2 separate regions of the Homo sapiens genome follow, and region 2 is linked to region 1. The links are chromatin loops, found by intact Hi-C in ENCODE. Cell type or tissue: chondrocyte. All regions are shown on one strand. Links, peaks and the distances in the headings refer to the core of each region. The heading gives the core; the rest is flanking DNA.

Region 1 (6,489 bases), core at 1,490-6,489:
CTACAACAATGATGACAAAAGTTAAACCGAATTACCACATGACCCAGCAATGCCACTCCTGGGCATCTGCCCAAAAGAACTGAAAGCAGGGACTTAAACAAATACTTGCACACCCATGTTCACAGCAGCATTATTCACAACAGCCAAAAGGTGGGGACAGCCCAGGTGTCCATCAACAGACGAATGCATTGACAAAATGTGGTCTATCCACACCATGAAATATTATTCAGCCATAGAAAGGAATGAGGTTCTGATACATAATGCACTGCGGCTGAATTTTGAAAACATTCTGCTAAGTGAAATAAGCCAGACACAGGCCGGGCACGGTGGCTCACGCCTGTAATCCCAGCACTTTGGGAGCCCCAGGTGGGTGGATCACTTGAGGTCAGGAGTTCGAGTCCAGCCTGGCCAACATGGTAAAATCCTGTCTCTAATAAAAATACAAAAAAAATTAGCCAGGTGTTGTGGCGCACACCTGTAATCCCAACTACTTGGGAGGCTGAGGCAGGAGAGTCGCTGAAATCCAGGAAGCGGAGGTTGTAGTGAGCCGAGATCGCACCACTGCACTCCAGCCTGGGTGACAGAGTGAGCTCTGTCTCAAAAAAAAAAGAAAAGAAAAGAAAAGAAAAAGACAAGCAAAGCAAAGAAATAAGCCAGACACAAAGGGATAAATATTGTATGAGTCCACTTATATGAGGATCTAGAATAAGCAAAGTCATGTCAACACAAAGTAGATTATTAGTGAGTAAGAGTTTCTGTTCGGGGTGATGAAATATTATGGAAATAGCAGTGATTGTTGTACAGCATTATAGATGTAATTAATGCCACTGAATTGTATACTTAAAAAATGGTTACAGGTTGGGTGCAGTGGCTCACACCTGTAATCCCAGCACTCTGGGAGGACAAGGTGAGTGGATCACTTGAGGTCAGGAGTTTGAGCCTGGCCAACTTGGTGAAACCACCCATGTCTCTACCAAAAATACAAAAATTAGCCAGGTGTGGTGGTGCGTGCCTGTGGTCCCAACTACTCGGGAAGCTGAGGCAGGAGGATCGCTTGAGCCTGGGAAGTCAAGGCTGCAGTGAGCCATGGTCGCGCCACTGCACTCCAGCCTGGGTGACAGGCAAGACCCCGTCTCAAAAAGAAAAAAAATAAAAATAAAATGGTGACAATGGCAAACTTTATGTTATATGTATTTTACCCCATTTTTTTTTAAAAGCACAAACACACACACACCAAAACACATGGTAGGCATAGACCATGGGTTAGTGAAATAGACCAAATCTATATATTTATCAGAATTTAGTTTATAATAAAGGTGGCATTTCAAATTAGTAGGGAAAGGGCAGGCTATTCAGATGGTACCAAACAGTGAGAAGAAGTTCTCACTCTGGGGGAGAAACATCCTAGCTTGCGTAAGGAGCCAAAGGCACAAAGCAAAACTATAAACTTAGAAAAAAAAAAAAAAGAAAATATGTTTCCAACTTTAGTATTGAGAAGATCTTTTTGATTTTTGAGATGGAGTTTCATTCTTGTTGCCCAGGCTGGAGTGCAATGGCATGATCTCGGCTCACCGCAACCTCTGCCTCCTGGGTTCAAGCGATTCTCCTGCCTCAGCCTCTGGAGTAGCTGGGACTACAGGCGTGTGCCACCACACCTGGCTAATTTTATATTTTTGGTAGAGACGGGGTTTCTCCATGTTGGTCAGGCTGGTCTCGAACTCCCGACCTCAGGTGATCCGCCTGCCTCAGCCTCCCAAAGTGCTGGGATTACAGGCGTGAGCCACTGCGCCTGGCTGAGAAGACTTTGTTAAGCAAGATATAGAATGACTAAACCGTAAAGAAAAATATTTGTCCTGCAGTGGTACAAGTCTCTGAACAGGACAATCTGGCAGGGTCTAATAAATTTCAAATATACACATAGTCTGACCCCCTGGGAATCTATCCTAGAGGAATGTTCCCACAAGTTCACAATGAGCCACGTTCAAGGACATTCCCTGAAGCACTATTCCCAAGGGAAAGGCAAAAACAACTTGAATGTTCCAGCAATAGTAGAAAGTTGACCCGGCAATCCCATTACTGGGTATCTACCCAAAGGAAAATAAATCGTTCTACCGAAAAGACATATGCACATGTATGTTTATTGCAGCACCATTTACAATGGCAAAGACATGGAATTAACCCAGGTGCCCATCCATGGTAGACTGGAGAAAGAAAATGCAGTACATATACACCATAGAATACTACGTAGCCATAAAAAGAACAATATCAGCTGGGCATGGTGGCTCACGCCTGTAATCCCAGCACTTTGGGAGGCCGAGGCGGGCAGATCACCTGAGGTCAGGAGTTCGAGACCAGCCTGGCCAACATGTGAAACCCTGTCTCTACTAAAAATACAAAAATTAGCCAGGCATGGTGGCAGGCACCTGTAATCCCAGCTACTCGGGAGGCTGAGGCAGGAGAATCGCTTGAACCCGGGAGGTGGAGATTGCAGTGAGCCGAGATCCCGCCATTGCACTCCAGCCTGAGGGACAAGAGACTTTGTCTCAAAAAAAAAAAAAAAAAGCAATTAAATTTAAAAAAAAGAACAATATCATGTCCTTTGCAGCCACATGGATGCAGCTGGAGGTTATTTTCCTAAGTGCATTAAACAGAAAAGAAACAGAAAACCAAATATTGCACATTCTCACTCATAAGCGGGTGCTAAACACTCAGTGCACAGACATAATGCTGGGAAGAATAGACCCTGGGGACTCCAAAAGGCAGGAGGGAAGGAGGGGGAGAAAGGCTGAAAAACTACCTATTAATATTGGGTATTATATGGGCGATGGGATCATTTGAAGCCCAAACCTTAGCATCACACAATATATCCATGCGACAAACCTGCACATGTACCCCCTGAATCTAGAATTTAAATACACACACACACACGCACATACACATTTAAATGAAGAAAAATAAAATTAGGATGCTTTTGTACTAAGAAATACTATGCAGTAGTTAAAAAGAATGTGGTTGATCTAAAAATACCAACAGAGAAAAATTTCAAAAATTTCAAAAACAAACTCTACACCCTGGGACACTCCAAAAGGATTTACTTGCTGGCTTACCAATCTCTTCCTCATATTTTTTTTAGACAGAATCTTGCTCTGTCGCCCAGGCTGGAGTGCAGTGTTGTGATCTCGTCTCACTGCAGCCTTCACCTCCCGACTTCAAGCGATTCTCCTGCCTCCCCAGTAGCTGGGATTACACGCATCTGCCATCACACCCAGCTAGTTTTTGTATTTTTAGTAGAGATGGGGTTTCACCATGTTGGCCAGGCTGGTCTCAAATTCCTGACCTCAGGTGATACCCCCCAACCTTGGCCTCCCAAAGTGTTGGGATTACAGGCGTGAGCCACTGTATCCGGCCTCTTCTTCATTTTTTGAAGGAATTCTGGAGGGTGGAGAACAAATCTGCCCAGCTTCAGGACTAGTTTGTGGAGGTCATCTGAAGAGCTGCCAGAATTGAGAAAAGGATTGGAATGTCCTCCCAGCAGCTGAATTTTGCGGGCAGGAAAGGAGGCACAGAGGTCGCTGGGTTTGGGTATTGGCATGTGTGCAGTGGCGGCCAAGGGAGAAAAAGAGGCAGGAAAAAGGCTGTTAAAACAGCAGGAGGCCAGGCGCCGTGGCTCATGCCTGTAATCCCAACACTTTGGGAGGCCGAGGTAGCAGGATCACTTGAGCCTAGGAGTTCCAGACCAGCCTGGCAACGCGGCAAAACCCTGTCTCTAGAAAAGATTAAAAAAAAAATCACCTGTAATCCTAGCTATTCAGGAGGCTGAGGTGGGAGGATCATCTGAGCCTGGGGAGGCTGCAGTGAGCTATGATTGTGCCACTGCATTCCAGTGTGGGTGACAGAGTGAGACGCCATCTCAAAAAAACCACACACATACACACAAAAACAAACAAACAAAGAAAAAACAGGAAGAAAGCAAACTAAGGCAGGACTATGTGAATGTGAAAAGGGCCAGGGCCTACCAAGTACAGTGAAATTCCAATGACTCGCCAGTCATTCACCAGGTGGAAACACATCAAGTGACATTGACGTGTCCTCACACACTGCTTTGGGTCATTTTGTCTCGTCCTACTTCTGGCCAGTCCCAGGGTTGAAAGCTTTATGGCAAACCAGAGCAATCTTGCAAATGGCTTTCCCCCAAATCCTGAAGCCTGCAAAAATGTTTGGCCTTGGGCTCACTAGGTGTCCTAGCATCCCCCACGCTGGTGCCTATAAGACTCCCCTTCTTCTAGCTCCTTCCCAGCTCAGTAAGGGGAGGGAATGCCCATTGCCAGACATGCATCCTTATCTTTAATATTCACAATGCTTTGTGGCAACTACTGTTATTAGAAACATAAGCAGGGCCGGCCATGGTGGCTTACACCTGTAATCCCAGCACTTCGGGAGGCCAAGGTGTGTAGATCACTTGATCGAGATCAGCCTGGCCAACCTGGCAAAACCCCGTCTCTACAAAAAATACAAAAATTAGCCAGGTATGGTGGCGCACGCCTGTAATCCCAGCTACTCGGGAGGCTGAGGCAGGAGAATCGCTTGAGCCTGGGAGGCAGAGGTTGCAGAGAGCCAAGATTGCGCCACTGGACTCCAGCCTGGGTGACAGAGCGAGACTCCATTTCAAAGAGAAAAAAAAAGACAGAAAAAAAGAAAGGTAGGCAAGAACAAGACTAGAAACAGGATCAGACCTGGGGTTACTTGCCTCAAAAACTCACGGTCTTCCTCTTAGCAGATGCTGCTAAGAAAGCATTTTATTGGGTACCCACCATATGCGAGCACTTTTAAGTGCTCCAAGGGATGTAAAATAACTCAGGTTCTGGCCTGGGGGTGGTGGCTCACACCTGTAATCCCAGCACTTTGAGAGGCCGAGGTGGGTGGATCACGAGGTCAAGAGATCGAGACCATCCTGGCCAACATGGTGAAACCCGGTCTCTACTAAAAATACAAAAATTAGCTGGGCATGGTGGTGCGCACCTGTAGTCCCAGCTACTCGGGAGGCTGAGGCGGAAGAATCGCGTGAACCGGAGAAGCGGAGGTTGCACTGAGCCGAGATAGTGCCATTGTACTCCAGCCTGGCAACAGAGCAAGACTCCGTCTCAAAAAACAAAACAAAACACACAAAAAAACTCAGGTTCTGGTGTCAAGACAGCCTAAGTCTACTGCCGAAGTATTTAAGATACGATACGTGGTAAAAAAAAAAAAAAAAAATGGCAGCATGGGCCTGGAGCAGTGGTTCATGCCTGTAATCCCAGCACTTTGGGAGGCTGAGGTGGGTGGATCACTTGAGGTCAGGAGTTTGAGACCAGCCTGGCCAACATGGCAAAAGCCCGTTTCTACTAACAATACAAAAATTAGCTGGGCATGGTGGTGTGCACCAGTGGTCCCAGCTACTTGGGAGGCTGAGGCAGGAGAATTGCTTGAACCCACGAGGCAGAGGTTGCAGTGAACCGAGATTGCACCACTGCACTCCAGCCTGGGCAACAGATTGAGACTCTGTCTCAAAAACGAAAACACACACAAAAAAGGCAGCATGATTACTTGATTGGTAAGAGAAGCATTACCAGAATGCTACAGAGGTTAAGAGCAGGGAGGGAATGCAACCGGTAGACAGGATCAGCAAAATACTATCAAGACGAATAATGTTTGGGGCATATGAAAATAGTAAAGGCACGTGGTTTGTTGGCCTCCTTCCAGCTCTTTCCATCGTGCCCTGAGGAATCCCTCTTGCCATTACAAAAAAAGAAAAAAGCAAACAATGACAAAAAACCAACAATACCGCCAAAGCAACAAAGAACCCCCTTCATCCTCAAAGCCCTCAGCACCCTCTCTCCATCTCTTTGTTTATTATTATAGATAATGGGGAAAGCATAAAGAGGGAAGAGGACCAAAGACATAGCATCGGGGAAGGCCTGCATTTAGGGTGGGAAGAGCAGTCACTGCAGGCAGCAAAAAAAATCAAGAGACACCAAGTAGCCGGCGTGGTGGCTCACGCCTGTAATGCTAACACTTTGGAAGGCCGAGGCGGGAGGATCACTTGAGCCCAGGAGTTCAAGACTAGCCCGGGCAACATGGCAAAATCCCGTCTCTACCAAAAATGCAAAAATTAGGTGGTGTGGGGATGCCCTCCTATAGTCCCAGCTACTCAGGAGGTTGAGAAGGGAGGATCACTTGAGCCTGGGAGGTCAAGGCTGCAGTGAGCCATCTTTGCATCACTGCACTCCAGCCTAGGTGACAAAATGAGACCCTGTTAAAAAAAAAAAAAAAGGCCAGGTACAATGGCTCAGGTCTGTAATCCCAGTACTTCGGGAAGCCAAGGCAGTCGGATCACCTGAGGTCAGGAGCTTGAGACCAGCCTGGCCAACATGGTGAAACCCCGTCTCTACTAAAAATACAAAAATTAGCCGGGCGTGGTGGCGCACACCTGTAATCCCAGCTACTGAGGAG
Region 2 (7,980 bases), core at 1,589-6,588, 54 kb after region 1:
TATTAATTTTAAGATGGGTTTTTCTGTTTCTGCAAAAACATTATTGGGATTTTGATAGAGATTGCAATAAATCTGTAGATTGTTGTTTTGCCACATCTTAACAATATTAAATCTTCCAATCCATGAACATGGGATGTGTTTCCTTTTATTTATGTCTTCTTTAATTTCTTTCAGAATTTTTTTGTAGTTTTCATTGTACAAGCCTTTCAACTCTTTGGTTAATTCCTAAGTATTTTCTTCTTCTTTTTCTTTTCTTTTTTTTTTTTTTTTACTTTTTTTTGAGATGGAGTTTTGTTGCCCAGGCTGGAGTGCAATGGCCCGGTCTTGGCTCACTGCAACCACCACCTACTGGGTTCAAGCGATTCCCCTGCCTCAGCCTCCCCAGTAGCTGGGATTACAGGTGTACAACACCATGCCTGGTTGATGTTTGTATTTTCAGTAGAGACGAGGTTTCACCATGTCGGTCAGGCTGGTCTCAAACTCCTGACCTCAGGTGATCCTCCCACCTAGGCCTCCCAAAGTGCTGGGATTACAGGCATGAGCCACCTCACCCGGCCCCAGTATTTTATTCTTTTTGGTGCTATTGTAAATGAAATTGTTTTCTTAATTTCCTTTTCAGATCGTTCATTGTTCATGTTTAAAAATGCAACTGACTTTTGCATATTGACTTTGTACCTTGCTACTTTGCTGAATTTGCTTATTGGTTTTAACAGACTTTTTGGTGGTATCCTTAGGATCACAGCATTTAAAATAAGATCACATCATCAGCTACAGAGATAATTTTACCTCTTCCTTTCCAATTTGGATGCCTTTTATTTCTTTTTCTTGCCTAATTGCTCCGTTTAGGACTTCCAGTACTATGTTGAATATAAGTGGCAAAGTTAGGCATCCTTGTAATGTTCCTGGATCTTAGAGGAAGAGCATTTGGTATTTTACCATTGAATGTGACGTCTGCTGTGGGTTGTTAATATATAACTTCTATTATGTTGAGATAGTTTCCTCTATTCCTAGTTTGTTGAGTGTTTTTTTGTTTCTTTGTTTTTGAGACATGGTGTCATTCTGTCAGAGTTCAGTGGCACAATCATGGCTCACTGCACCCTCAACCTCCTGGGCTCAAGTGATTCTCCTGCCTCAGTTTCCCAAGTAGCTGGAACTACAGGCGCATGCTACCATGCCCGGCTAATTTTTCTTTTCTTTTTTATTTATTTTTATCTTTATTTTTTGTAGAGATGGGGTTTTGCCATGTTGCCCAGACTGGTCTTGAACTCCTAGGCTCACGTGATCCTCCGACCTTGGCCTCCCAAAGTGCTGGGATTACAGGCGTGAGCCACTGTGCCTGGCATATTGAGTGTTTTTATCAGGAAAGGGTGCTGGATTTTGTCAAATGCTTTTTCTGCATTAATTGAGATGATCATGTGGGTTTTTTCCTTCATTCTGTTAATGTGGTGTATTACATTGACCAGTTTTCATAAGTTAAACCATCCTTGCATTCTGGCAATAAACCCTACTTGGTCATGGTGTATAATTTTTTTTAATATGCTGCTTAATTTGGTATACTAATATTTTATTGAAGATTTTTACATCAATGTTTATAAGGAATACTGATCAATAGTTTTCTTGTAGTGTCTTTGTCTAGCTTTGGTATCAGGGTAATCCTGACCTCATCAAATGAATTAAGGAGTGTTCCCTTCTCTTCAATTTTTTGGAAAAGCTTGAGAAGAACTGGTGTTAGTTCTAAACGATCTTGTAAAGCCAGGCATGGTGGCACATGTCTGTAGGCCCAGCTACTTGGGAGGCTTAAGTGGGAGGATCACTTGAGGCCAGGAGTTCAAGGCCATAGTGCACTATGATCATGCCTATGAATAGCCACTGCACTGCTACCTGGGCAATACGGTGAGACTCTATCTTGTAATTTTTTTTAATTAATGCCTTTTTAAGAGTTAAAATCATGTACTGGTTAATTTCACTAAAACCAGAAATTAGTGGAAGGCTTGATTAAGGGAGGCTTTATTTGATGTTAACTTACCATTCCATAGACTATAAAGAACATTATAAAAAAACCCTCTAAAGTGACACATGCCCCAAATGACCAAGACATAAGCAAACCTTTTAAATTACTCATCTTTCATATGTGTGTTTGTTCCCCTACTATTATCACTGTGTCTTCTGTCTTTTGTCTACCTATGAGAACTGCACACTATCTGTGGCAATATTGTGCTCCCAAAAGTCCAGAATTTCCCCCAAAGTATTAATATGTTGTGGATATAATGTGTAATATAGCACATCCTGTGTTATCAGGATATTCCCTGTGAAAGACTTACAAATTAGCAACCTTCTAAGATTTTGAGTTCTAATGTCCTAATTTGTGGGTAAATTATCTCCAACTCTTAGATTGCAACATCACTTGAGTAACTCTTTAGCAAACTCTTTAGCAAAGTATCACAATTACACTGCTTAGGCTTTTTAATACTAGCATTAATAATTCATGATGCTTGTGTACTGATCACCAAGCAAGGACCAATAAAATCTTGGCTATAACAAAGGAGGAAAAAAAGATGGTGAAATGTAGACATTTACAGACATACAAAGTTTAAGAGAGTTCACTGGGCAGAGAGCTTCTTACAAAAAGAGCCATGTAGTTTCTCTCCCAAAAGAGATACAAGTTCAGCCTCAAGGAAAGTTCAGAACTCCTAGGATAGTCCTATTTATAGTCTGGAAGGGACATTTGAGATCAAAAACGCCATCCTAAAGTTTTTTACTTTTTTGGACATTATCCTGATTACCCAATGAGCCCAAGATGGAAACCAGAGGAGAGGATAGAGGGGAAGCCGTCTGGCTCCAGGGAAGGCATGAGTGGAATTTCAGTCCAGACCTCTCTCTGAGGTATGCCCTCTTTCCTGGCCTCTGCATCTGCAGCTGACTTTTCACCAGGAAAGATCTCAGGGCCTCATCCCTTATCACCTGCTGCTTGTCAACCAGCACTTGGGAGAGAGAGGGCTCCTCCACCAGTCCCCTGCCAGTCTTGGGGTGAGGGGGCAGCGTAGCTCTCATAATGCCTCCCTCTGGTAGCTCTTCTGAGCTTGGTGAGAAGCGCACACTCATCTGGGGTTACTTTCCAAGGAGAAGGTATTTTTAAATAGAAACGAGAAGTAATTATAAAGAAATGACTGCCTGGCAACAGAAATCTAAATCCCAAGCCCCAAGCTGGTGACAGTTGTAGCATGAACATCTGGTGATTCTATAATTAAAACATTGACACCTCACCGTCGCTCGGCTCCCTGCAGCCCCACAGAAAACCTGGTGTAACTTTGCTCTTCTTTACGGGGGGAAAAAAAGTTATTTTCTTCCCTTTCTTCTCTGTTCAGACATAACATCATCAACATAGCTCTTTAAATATCTGTGCCGGGAAGCTATATTTAGCTACTATTTGGCCCTCAAAATGAGCCTGATTTCCTGTGGCAAAAAGTTCTCAGCAACAAGGAGAGAGGCCAGGAGTGTTCCAGGCACTGACAAACAGCTTTAAAACTTGAGATGCCCAAATGATGTGAAAAAGTTAACTGAGTGCTTTTTCTGGATAGGTGGCTCACACTCCAATAGTAGGGGGAAAAATCACAAAGGGGTGTGTGTTTGGTCTGAACGTTTCCAGAGTCATCCTGGAGAACAGCTTGACGAGGGGCAACTCTTTGGGCCCATATGTTGTACACATCCCTCTTTCACAGGCAGGAGGGGAATCCATTCAATCATTCATTCACTCATTCACTCTCACTTATTCACTCACTCTCTCATTTACTCCCTCATACACATACTCCTTTATTCACTCACATTCCTTCACTCTCATTCACTCATTTACTCACTCTGTCAATCTCTGATTTACTCACTCATTCAATCCCTCATTCACTCTTTCATTCACTCTCTCATTTACTCATTCATTCACTCACTCATTCATTCACTCACTCATTTACTCATGCATTCAGTCACTCATCCATTCATTTATATACTCCTTCATTCACTCACTCATTCATTCACTCATTCACTGACTTGCTAACTCATTTACTCACAAATTCAATCATTCATTCACTTACTCAATTACTCACATATTCAACCATTCATTCACTCACTCATTTACTTATCCATTTGGTCACTTACTTATTCATTCACTCACTCAACACATTTCCTCAGTAGCCCTTATGTGCAAAGCCCTGTGGCCTACAGGAGCTCTGGGTCATAAAGCAGAGAAGACACAAACCAGGGCCATCCCTGAAAAGGGCCCTTGGAAGGGCACAAAGTGAGTGCCATGGGGAACCTGGCCGGCAGTGGGCGCTTCCACTGGAGGCATTAGGGAAAGCTGTGGGCAGAAGAAACAGCCACCAGCCCTGGCTTTGGCTCTAGACCCTCTCGTTCAACACACACAATGAGCCTAGGTGTCAGTTCAAGATCCCATATTATGGGTGCAATGACATAGTTCCCAGGGTCTCCACAAAGTAATAAGGAACAGAACTGAAGCTGGAACTAAGACTGACTGCCAAGTCTTACTAGTATCCGGTGCTAGCTGCACTGCGACAGGGGGAGGCAGACAGCAAAATTTCTGCAAGGCTGCTTAGGAAGGTTCTACTCCATCTCTGCCTCCAAGACCCAGGGCAAACAGAGCAGCTCCTCTTCAAAGCAGGCAATGGACATTCTCCACCCTCTGATGCAACGCGGGCTATTCCAGCTTTCCCTCTTTGGAAACCATCCTGTCCTGTTCCTCTGCATATGTGGGTCTCTAGAGTCCCCAGGGATGAAAGGCCTGGTGGGGCAAGGGAAAGCACATTCACTTAGCCCTAAGGGTTTGCTGAGTGACATGCCATTTTTTTTTTTTTGAGGTGGAGTCTCGCTCTGTTGCCCAGGCTGGAGTGCAGTGGCATGATCTTGGCTCACTGCAACCTCTGCCTGCCTCCCGGGTTCAAGCAATGCTCCTGCCTCAGCCTCCCGAGTAGCTGGGACTACAGGCGTGCACCACAATGCCCAGCATTTTTTGTATTTTTAGTAGAGACAGGGTTTCACTATGTCAGCCAGGTTGGTCTCAATCTCCTGACCTCAAGTGATCCGTCCATCTCAGCCTCCTAAAGTGCTGGGATTACAGGCATGAGCCACTGTGCCCAGCCTCTTTTTTTTTTTAACATTTTATTTTATTTCATTTTATTTTATTTTTTCTTTTTGTTTGAGATGGAGTCTCACTCTTTCATCTAGGCTGGAGTGCAGTGGCGCCATCTTGGCTCACTGCAACCTCTGCCTCCCGGGTTTAAGTGATTCTCCTGCCTCAGCCTCCCAAGTAGGTGGGACTACAGGTGTGCGCCATCATGCCCGGCTAATTTTTGTATTTTTAGTGGAGATGGGGTTTCACCATGTCAGCCAGGCTGGTTTCGAACTCCTGGCCTCAGGTGATCCTCCCACCTTGGCTCCCAAAGTGCTGGGATGACAGGCGTGAGCCGCCGCGCCTGGCCTTTTTAACATTTTAGTTTGAGATAATTTTAAATTTTCAGAGGAGCTGCAAAAGTAGTGCAGAGTTCCCAGACACCCTTTGCCCAGTTTCCCCTTGTATTAACTAACATCTTTTTTTCTTTTTTTTTTTTTTTGAGACAGAGTCTCTCTCTGTCAGCCAGGCTGGAGTGCAGTGGCACAATCTCGGCTCACTGCAACCACTGCCTCCCGGGCTCAAGCAATTCTCCTGCCTCAGCCTCCCGAGTAGCTGGGATTACAGGGGTGTGCCACCATGCCCGGCTAATTTTTGTATTTTTAGCAGAGATGGGGTTTCACCATGTTGGCCAGGCTGGTCTTGAACTCCTAACCTTAGGTAATCCACCTGCCTCGGCCTCCCAAAGTGCTGGGATTACAGGTGTGAGCCACCGTGCCCGACCTAACTAACATCTTCTATAACCATGGAAGAGTCACTGAAACTAAGAAATTCACTCTAGTACAATACCATTAACTATACTACACAATGAATTTGGATTTCACCAGTGTTTCCACTACTGTTTTCCTCCTTCTGTTCCAGAGTCCAATCCAGGATCCCACGCTGCACCGACTGCAATGTCTCCTTGGCCTCCTCCCGTCTGTGACAGTTCCTTAGCCTTTCCTGCTCTTTCATGACCTTCACACTTTGGAAGAGTCCTGGTCAGGTACTTTATAGAATATCCCTCAATATGGGTTTGTCTGATGTTTTCCCATGATTAGACTGAGGGTATGCACATCGGGCAAGAAAACCACAGAGCTGGCTGGGTGCAGAGGCTCACACCTGTAATCCCAGCACATTGGGAGGCCAAGGCAGGAGGATCACTTGAGCTCAGGAGTTTGAGACCAGCCTGGGCAACACAGCGAGACCCTATCTCTGCCAAAAAATTAAAAACTTCGCTGGGCATGGCAGTGTGTGCCTGTAGTTCCAGCGACTCAGGAGGCTGAGGCAGGAGGGTCACCTGAGCCCAGGAGGTCAAGGCTGCAGTGAGCTATGATTGTGCCAGTGCAATCCAGCCTGGGTGACAGAATGAGACCCTGAGAAAAAAAGGGTGAAAAGAAGGAAGGAAGGAAAGACAGAAAGAAGGAAAGAAGGGAGAGAGAGACACACACAGAGAGAGAGAGAGAGAGAGAGAGAGAGAAAGGCCAGGTGTGATGGCTCACACCTGTAATCCCAGCACTTTGGGAGGCTGAGGTGGGAGGATCACTTGAGGTCAGGAGTTCGAGACCAGCCTGGCCAACATGGTGAAACCTCATCTCTACTAAAAATACAAGAAAAATTAGTGGGATGTGGTGGCAGGCACCTGTAATCCCAGCTACTCAGGAGGCTGAGGCAGGAGAATCACTTGAATCCAGGAGGTGGAGGTTGCAGTGAGCTGTCATCATGCCACTGCACTCCAGCCTAGGCAACAGAGTGAGATCCTGTCTCAAAAAAAAAAAAAAAAAAAAAAAAAGATGTCTATCTGGCTCACAGTTCTGCAGGTTATACAAGCATGACACTCACATCTGCTTAGCTTTAGGTGAGGCCTCAAGAAGCTTTCACTCAAGGCGGAAGGGGAAGGGGAAGGGGAAGGGGAATCAGGCGTGTCACATGGTGAGAGAGGGAACAGAGAGAGCCAGGCTCTTTTAAACAACCAGCTCTCACATGAACTAACAGAATGAGAACTCACTCATGACTGCGGGGAGGGCACCAAGCCATTCATGAGGGATCCGCCCCCGTGACCCAAACACCTCCCACTCGGTCCCATATCCAACATCTAGGATCACATTTCAACATGAGATTTGGTGGAGACAAATATCCAAACCACATCACCCTATAATTACTTTCCAGTATGGAAAGTTCCAGACAAAAACAATCATCACCAATCTACGATTCCTGACTTCTCTTTTTTTTTTATTTTGGAGACAGTCTTGCTCTGTCGCCCAGGCTGGAGTGCAGTAGTACAGTCTTGGCTCACAGCAACCTCCACCTCCTGGATTCAAGCAATTGTCCCACCTCAGCCTCCCAAGTAGCTGGGATTAGCACACCACCATGCCCAGCTAATTTTTTGTACTTTAGTAGAGATAGGGTTTCACCAAGTTGCCCAGGCTGGTCTTGAACTCCTGAGCTCAGACAATCCGCCGCCTCAGCCTCCCAAAGTGCTAGGATTACAGGCATGAGCCACCGTGCCTGGACTTTTTTTTTTTTTTTTGAGATGGAGTCTCGCTCTGTCACCCAGGCTGGAGTGCAGTGGTACAATCTCGGCTCACTGCAAGCTCCGCCTCCCGGGTTCACACCATTCTCCTGCCTCAGCCTCCCGAGTAGCTGGGACTATAGGCGCCCACCAACATGCCCGGCTAATTTTTTTGTATTTTTAGTAGAGACAGGGTTTCACCGTGTTAGCCAGGATGGTCTCAATCTCCTGACCTTGTGATCTGCCGTCTCAGCCTCCCAAAGTGTTGGGATTACAGGCATAAACCACCACGCCCAGCTTTTTTTTAGGGGGGGGG

Evidence for each region. A loop is a pair of places that touch in the nucleus more often than their neighbours do. Peaks named below come from ENCODE experiments on the same cell type or tissue, not always from the same donor. Only the 100,000 strongest peaks of a DNase experiment are listed, where the experiment ranks them.
Region 2: it touches region 1 in a loop (2.4-fold over the local background); 13 of 110 quality-filtered maps call a loop at or near these places.

What each region holds. Positions count from the first base shown.
Region 1 is chr7:75,654,982-75,661,470 of GRCh38, forward strand. All of the region lies in intron 1 of HIP1 (huntingtin interacting protein 1), which reads right to left. Among named protein-coding and RNA genes, the nearest start is that of HIP1, 81 kb to the right of the region's middle. In chondrocyte, for the core only: no CTCF peak of the experiment used is centred there; a DNase peak (open chromatin) is centred at 3,610.
Region 2 is chr7:75,708,856-75,716,835 of GRCh38, forward strand. All of the region lies in intron 1 of HIP1 (huntingtin interacting protein 1), which reads right to left. Among named protein-coding and RNA genes, the nearest start is that of HIP1, 26 kb to the right of the region's middle. In chondrocyte, for the core only: a CTCF peak has its summit at 4,332; no DNase peak of the experiment used is centred there.